Regions from separate parts of the Homo sapiens genome. Here region 2 is linked to region 1. A link is a loop called in an ENCODE intact Hi-C map of the cell type or tissue named here. Cell type or tissue: OCI-LY7. All regions are shown on one strand. Links, peaks and the distances in the headings refer to the core of each region. The heading gives the core; the rest is flanking DNA.

Region 1 (2,923 bases), core at 143-2,642:
GCAAAATTGGATGATAAAAGTATAAATAGTAAATCATAGTAGATATTTGGACATCCATGTTCACAGCAGCATTATTCATGACAGTCAAAAGGTAGAAGTAACCCAAGTGTCCGCTGACAGAGGAATGAACAAACAGAATGGGCCATGTGCATACAATAGAATGTTATCCAGTCTTATAAAGAAAGAAATTCTAACACATGCTACAACACAGATGGACCTTAAAGATACTATACTAAGTGAATAAGCCAGTCACAAAAAGGATAAACACTATATAATTCTGCTTAGATGAGGTACCTAGAGTAGTCAAATTCATAGACACAGTAGACAGAATGGTGGTTACTAAGTATGTGGGGGAGGGGAATGGAACGTTCTTGTGTAATGGGTAATGGGAGTTTCAATTTGAGATGATAAAAGCAGTTTTGGGGATGGGTGGTGTTGATGGTTGTACAATAGTGTGAATGTACTTAATGACACTGAATTGTACACTCGGTAATGGTTAAAATGGTAAATTTTGTTATGTGTTTTACCATAATTTTTAAAAAATCAAAATGATGAGTTTGTTTCTTGGGGGAAGGGAAATAGGGGACTCTGATTAGGATGGGATGCATCAGAAAGGTGCTAGGGTTCTTAGTGAGGTTCTGTCCCTTGATCTGGCTGTTTGCACAGGTATTGCCTTATAAAACTTCATGATTTTCTGGTATCTATGTTTTATTTTATAGTAAAAGGGCTTTTTAAAATAAAAGAATCAAGCCAGGTGCAGTGGCTCACACCTGTAATCCCAACACTTTGGGAGGCCAAGGTAGGCAGATCACCTGAGGTCAGGAGACCAGCCGGGCCAACATGGTGAAACCCCATCTCTACTAAAAATACAAAAAATTAGCTGGGTGTAGTGATGCATGCCTATAGTCCCAGCTAACTTGGGAGGCTGAGGCAGGAGAATTTCTTGAACCTGGGAGGCGGAGGTTGCAGTGAGCCGAGATTGTGCCACTGCACTCCAGCCTGGGTGACACAGCGAGACTCCGTCTCAGAAAAATAAATTAATTAATTAAATTAAAAATTAAAAAAATTAAAGAATCACATATGAAACACTCAGAATTGTGCTTGGCACGTAGAAACCCCTAAACTATTGCTATTATTACATATTCTTCCTGCCTCTCTTATCCATCTGCACTGCCACCATGTGGCATGATGGTCTACCCACAGGTAGCACCAGGACCCAACTGCTGGATGTGATGATAACACTTAATCCAGAGAGGCTACAAGACCAACCTGAAGGCCAAGAGTCCAATGGAAGAGGCAAAACCACTAGGCCTGCCCTAAGTGCAGAAAGATGTGGTCACAACCAGGGTGCCTTCTTGAAGAGGCCAGGCCTATCTTGAACAGGGAGTGCCTGGGTTCATCTCCACGCTACATTTCATTCTGTTTTAGCCCTTCATGCTCAGCTTGGTTCTATGTGCATGAAAATTGATGACCAATATGATGTGAAGCTAATAATTAATCGTTCAGATTATAATTACTGGAGGCATCAAAGCAAAAGAAAGCAGCCTGGGAGGATGAATGAGGTTTGGAGAGGCAAATGGAAGACTGAAAGCACATGGCTTTCCAGGAGCCAAGAGAGAGAAGTCTGGGCTGGCACCTTGTGTCTGGGTGAAAAGACAGGCTGAAGCCAGAGAGAACCATTAGGAAAGCAGTGGGAAATCAGGTTCGACAGGTCACCAGGAGCCAGGTGAGGGACGGCCTTGGAGTCAGACAGAGAGAGATGCACATTTGAGATGTGTAGGAAACCGGGGCCAGGAATGTCATTGAGCAGAGGAAATTAAAGGACTTATTCTATCAGTAACCTGCAAGGGAGATGGAAGGGGTTGGGGGCCTGGAGGCTGCTGCAGCAAATACCCTGACATTAGGGAATTCTGGACATTGTGAGACACAGGGAGATTTGATTTGAAAGGAAAATCAACAGAACTTGATACCTAACTAGATATGGGGAAGGAGAGGCAAAAACCACCTTTAAATGGAAATAAGGAAGACGGCGTGGTGTCTTTCATAAGGACAGCTTCTCAGATTATTTTCTAGGTTCTAGATGGTCTCAACCTTGGCTGCACCATTGAATCACCTGGGGATCTTGTTAAAACACAGATTGATTCCGTGAATCTGGGGTGAAATTCCGTATTTTTAACAAGTACTCAGGGATGCTGATGCTGCTGGCCTACAGATCGACCATACTTTGAGTATCAAGGTTTCAAAATTTCCAACTTGACTGTGCATGAGACTCTCCTGGAGAGTCTTTAAAAATCCAAATACCCAGGCCAGGCCACTGAAATCAGAATCTATAGGGTAGTGGATACAGGCATGAGGTTTTCTAAAACTCTCCAGGAGATTCACGTGCACAGCCTAGGTTCACATCAGCTTTAGACTCTCTCACTTTCAGAGGTTAAAGAACATATTTTAGTCTTCAAAGGTTTCTCGAATAGGGAAATGACTTTCCTAAGATTCTTTTTGGAGTAGTTCAATATTTAGCCTTTTTAAACCTGTGTGCACCCAATAATCAACTGCAAAAATCAAATTGTCCCTTAAGATGCAAGGTACTGAAGCAAAATAACTGGCAGTAGATCTTTAGTGCTACTGCAGTGAGAATGTTTTTTTAACTGCATATTGGGAGACATCTTGCAACGCCTGCAAATACTGGCGATTTATGAGCACGAGTGCGCAGTGCCGAAGTTGCTGAATTGCCTCAGCTCATCAAAGAAGCTTCTCTGAGAGTTATTTTGAAGACCTCCTGCTTTGTCTTCAGTTCCTGCTTCTGTAAATCCATCTCTGAATGGTCAGGGCTTCTGCTTCCCACAACCCAGCAGGGTGGACTCGGCACCCCTCTCCTTATTAATTTTCACCATGCTGGAAAAACACGCAGAAAAATCGTACACTG
Region 2 (2,923 bases), core at 329-2,828, 120 kb before region 1:
CTGAAATAAGAATAACAATGTCTGCTCTTGTTCGTTTTCCATTTGCATGATAGATCTTTCTCCAGCCCTTTACTTTGAGCCTATTGGTGTCATTACATGTGAGATATGTCTCTTGAACACAGCAAACAGATGGATCTTGTTTTTTATCCAACTTGCCTCTCTGTGCCTTTTAAGTGGGGCATTTAAACCATTTACTTCAAGTTTAATACTGATATATGATTTTTTTTATCCTAACATGAAATTGTTAGATGGTTGCTTTATGGTTTCTATTGTATGGTTGCTTTGTAGGGTCTGTGAGTTATATACTTAAGTGTGTTTTTGTGATAGCACATATCATTCTTTTGTTTCCATGTTTAGAAATCACTTAAGGATCTCTTATAAGGCTGATCCAGTGGTAACAAATTCCCTTAGCACTTGATTGCCTGCAGAAGATTTTATTTCTCCTTCACATATGAAGCTTAGTTTAGTGCGATATGAAATTCTTGGTTGGAATTTTTTTCTTTAAGAATACTGACAATAGGCCCTCAATCTCTCCTTGCTTGTAAGGTTTCTGCTGAGAAGTTCATTGTTAGCCTAATGCAGTTCCCATTGTGTTTTATCTGCCCTTTTTCTCTAGCTACATTCAAGATTTTTTCTTTAGCATTGACCTCGGACAGTCTGGTAACTATATGCTTTGGTAATGTTCACTTTGTATGGTATCTCACAGGTGTTCTATGGATTTCTTGTATCTAGATTTTTATCTCTCTATAGCAAGATTAAGGAAATTTTCTTGTATTATTCTTTCAAATATGTTTTCTAGGTTGTTTACTTTTTCTCCTTCTCTCTCAGAGACAATTCATAGGTTTGGTCACTTTACATAATCCCATATTTCTCAAAGACTTCGTTTTTAAAAATTCTTTTTTTTCCATTTTTGTCTGACTCAGTTGAAAGACTGCTCTTCAAGCTCAGAAATTCTTTCTTCTGCTTGTTTATCGATAAATTCTTTCTTCTGCTAGTGTATTCATAAAGCTTCTAATTGTATCTTGAAATTCTTTAAGTGAGCTTTTTAATTTCAGAAGCTCTGGCTGATTTCTTTTTAAGGTGTTTATCTCTTCCTCCATTTCCTGGATTTTAGAGGTTTCTTTGTGTTGATTTTCAACATTGTCATAGATCTCATGGAGCTTCCTTGCAATTCATGCTTTGAATTCTTTACCTGTCATCTCTAAGTTTCCACTTTGGTTAGGGACCGTTGTTGGAGGGCTAGTGGCATCCTTTGGTGGTGCCATTTCATTCAGATTTTTCATGGTGCTAGAATTCTTGAGCTGGTTCCTTCTCATCTGGAGATGCTGGTATTCTAATTTTTGTAATTATTTTGGCACAGGTAGGACTTTTTCTTTTATTTCCTATATTTTTTTTTATTTCCCTTTACTTTAACCCCCCACCCCCGACCAGGGGCTGTGACTGTAGAGAATGCTGGATAGGGTCTTTTTTTCTGCTTCTATAGCCCCGTGGATTTCTTTTGGCAGGTTTTATATCAGGCTGTGCAGTTCAGCTTACCAGCCAGTAGATGGCGTTCCTGGGTAAGAGCTGGATGCGGCCATTGCTGCTGGGCATATACTTGATCCTTATTTACTGGGAGAAGCTCTCCCTTGCCTTAGCCCTAGATGGGCTTGGGGCAAGATGGGAGGGGCTGGACCAGACTGTGCAGGCCTGCCTACACGTCCCACATGGCAGGCACAAACACCAGTGCCGAGCGAGAATCCAAGCACCCAGAGGTGTGTCTAGATAAGTCATCCAGTTTAAAAAGGAAACAAACAAAAAAAACCATGAATCATGTGAGATGGACAATCTTTCATTTCATGGTTTCTAGGATATTCTCTAGCCTTGATCAGTGAACTGACCAAGGCAGGTTACTTATTGGCGTCAAGTATGTATGAGTGTGTTGGGTGTACATTAACGCATCTTGATTGTGTCATCCAGTCATACTGGTGTGCACACAGGCAAGAGTAAAAGCTAAGGCAACCAGCTCAATACCCTACAGCACCTGCAGAGGCAAGAACAGTGACCCAGGAGTCAGAAGACCCAGAGTTCCAGTCTTGACCCATTGCTACACCTACTCGCCATGTGACCTTGAACAAATCCCTTGAAAAAAAGCAAGGCTCACTTTATTCAACATCAGGTCAATGACCCTTTAAATTATGAATGGTCCAATTGCATCCTAAAGAGACGTGGTATGATTTTAGAGCTGTCCTACCTTAGGAGCAAGTAAGTGGGGCATTTATTCCCCACCTCCTATCCATAATTAGCTGAGAGCCCCTTCGGCAAGCATTGGTACCTAGCTTTTCCAGCCTGACCTTTGAGTGATCTGAGAAAAATATTGTGGCCAGAAAAAAACTCTCAGGTGTTCTTCAATTAAGTCAAGAGAATAATTCTTTTAATGATTATTATATGGTTACTATAAGATTAAGCCATAGGACATGAGAGTACACAGAAATGTGTTTATCCAGAGCTAAACAATAGTATATTACATGACACCTTAGTCTGAAGTGTCACTAGTATTTATAACCCAGGTGTAAGTCTGTATAAGAGAATAAAGATAATCACAAGTTCTTTGCTACTCTGGCCATTAATAGGTCAAGTCTCATTTCCCTCTCTTTGAATCTGGGCTGCTCTTATGATTTGCTTGACCAATAGAGTGTGGTGAAATTGATGTCCTAGGACTTATGAGCTAGGTCATAAGAAACCCTGCATCTTTTATCCAGGGTTTATAAGAGTATAAGATATGCTCTTATACTGCAATTTATCTCCTGTTAGAGTGCTCACTCTGGGAGCCCTGGACCACCATGGGAGAAATATGACTAGCCTGAGGTCACTTTTTTGGAGATGTCACATGTAGGTTCTCCATTCTAGGGTCCCAGGTGATCTCAGCTTTCCAAGGTGCGAG

Evidence for each region. A loop is a pair of places that touch in the nucleus more often than their neighbours do. Peaks named below come from ENCODE experiments on the same cell type or tissue, not always from the same donor. Only the 100,000 strongest peaks of a DNase experiment are listed, where the experiment ranks them.
Region 2: a loop joins it to region 1, with 4 times the contacts of the local background. A loop is called at or near these places in 2 of 110 quality-filtered maps.

The regions. Positions count from the first base shown.
Region 1 is chr20:16,699,759-16,702,681 of GRCh38, reverse strand. No RefSeq gene overlaps it. Among named protein-coding and RNA genes, the nearest start is that of SNRPB2, 29 kb to the left of the region's middle. In OCI-LY7, for the core only: a CTCF peak has its summit at 1,193 (motif pointing left); a DNase peak (open chromatin) is centred at 1,201.
Region 2 is chr20:16,820,289-16,823,211 of GRCh38, reverse strand. No RefSeq gene overlaps it. Among named protein-coding and RNA genes, the nearest start is that of OTOR, 73 kb to the right of the region's middle. In OCI-LY7, for the core only: CTCF peaks have their summits at 1,326 and 1,525 (motif pointing right); a DNase peak (open chromatin) is centred at 1,551.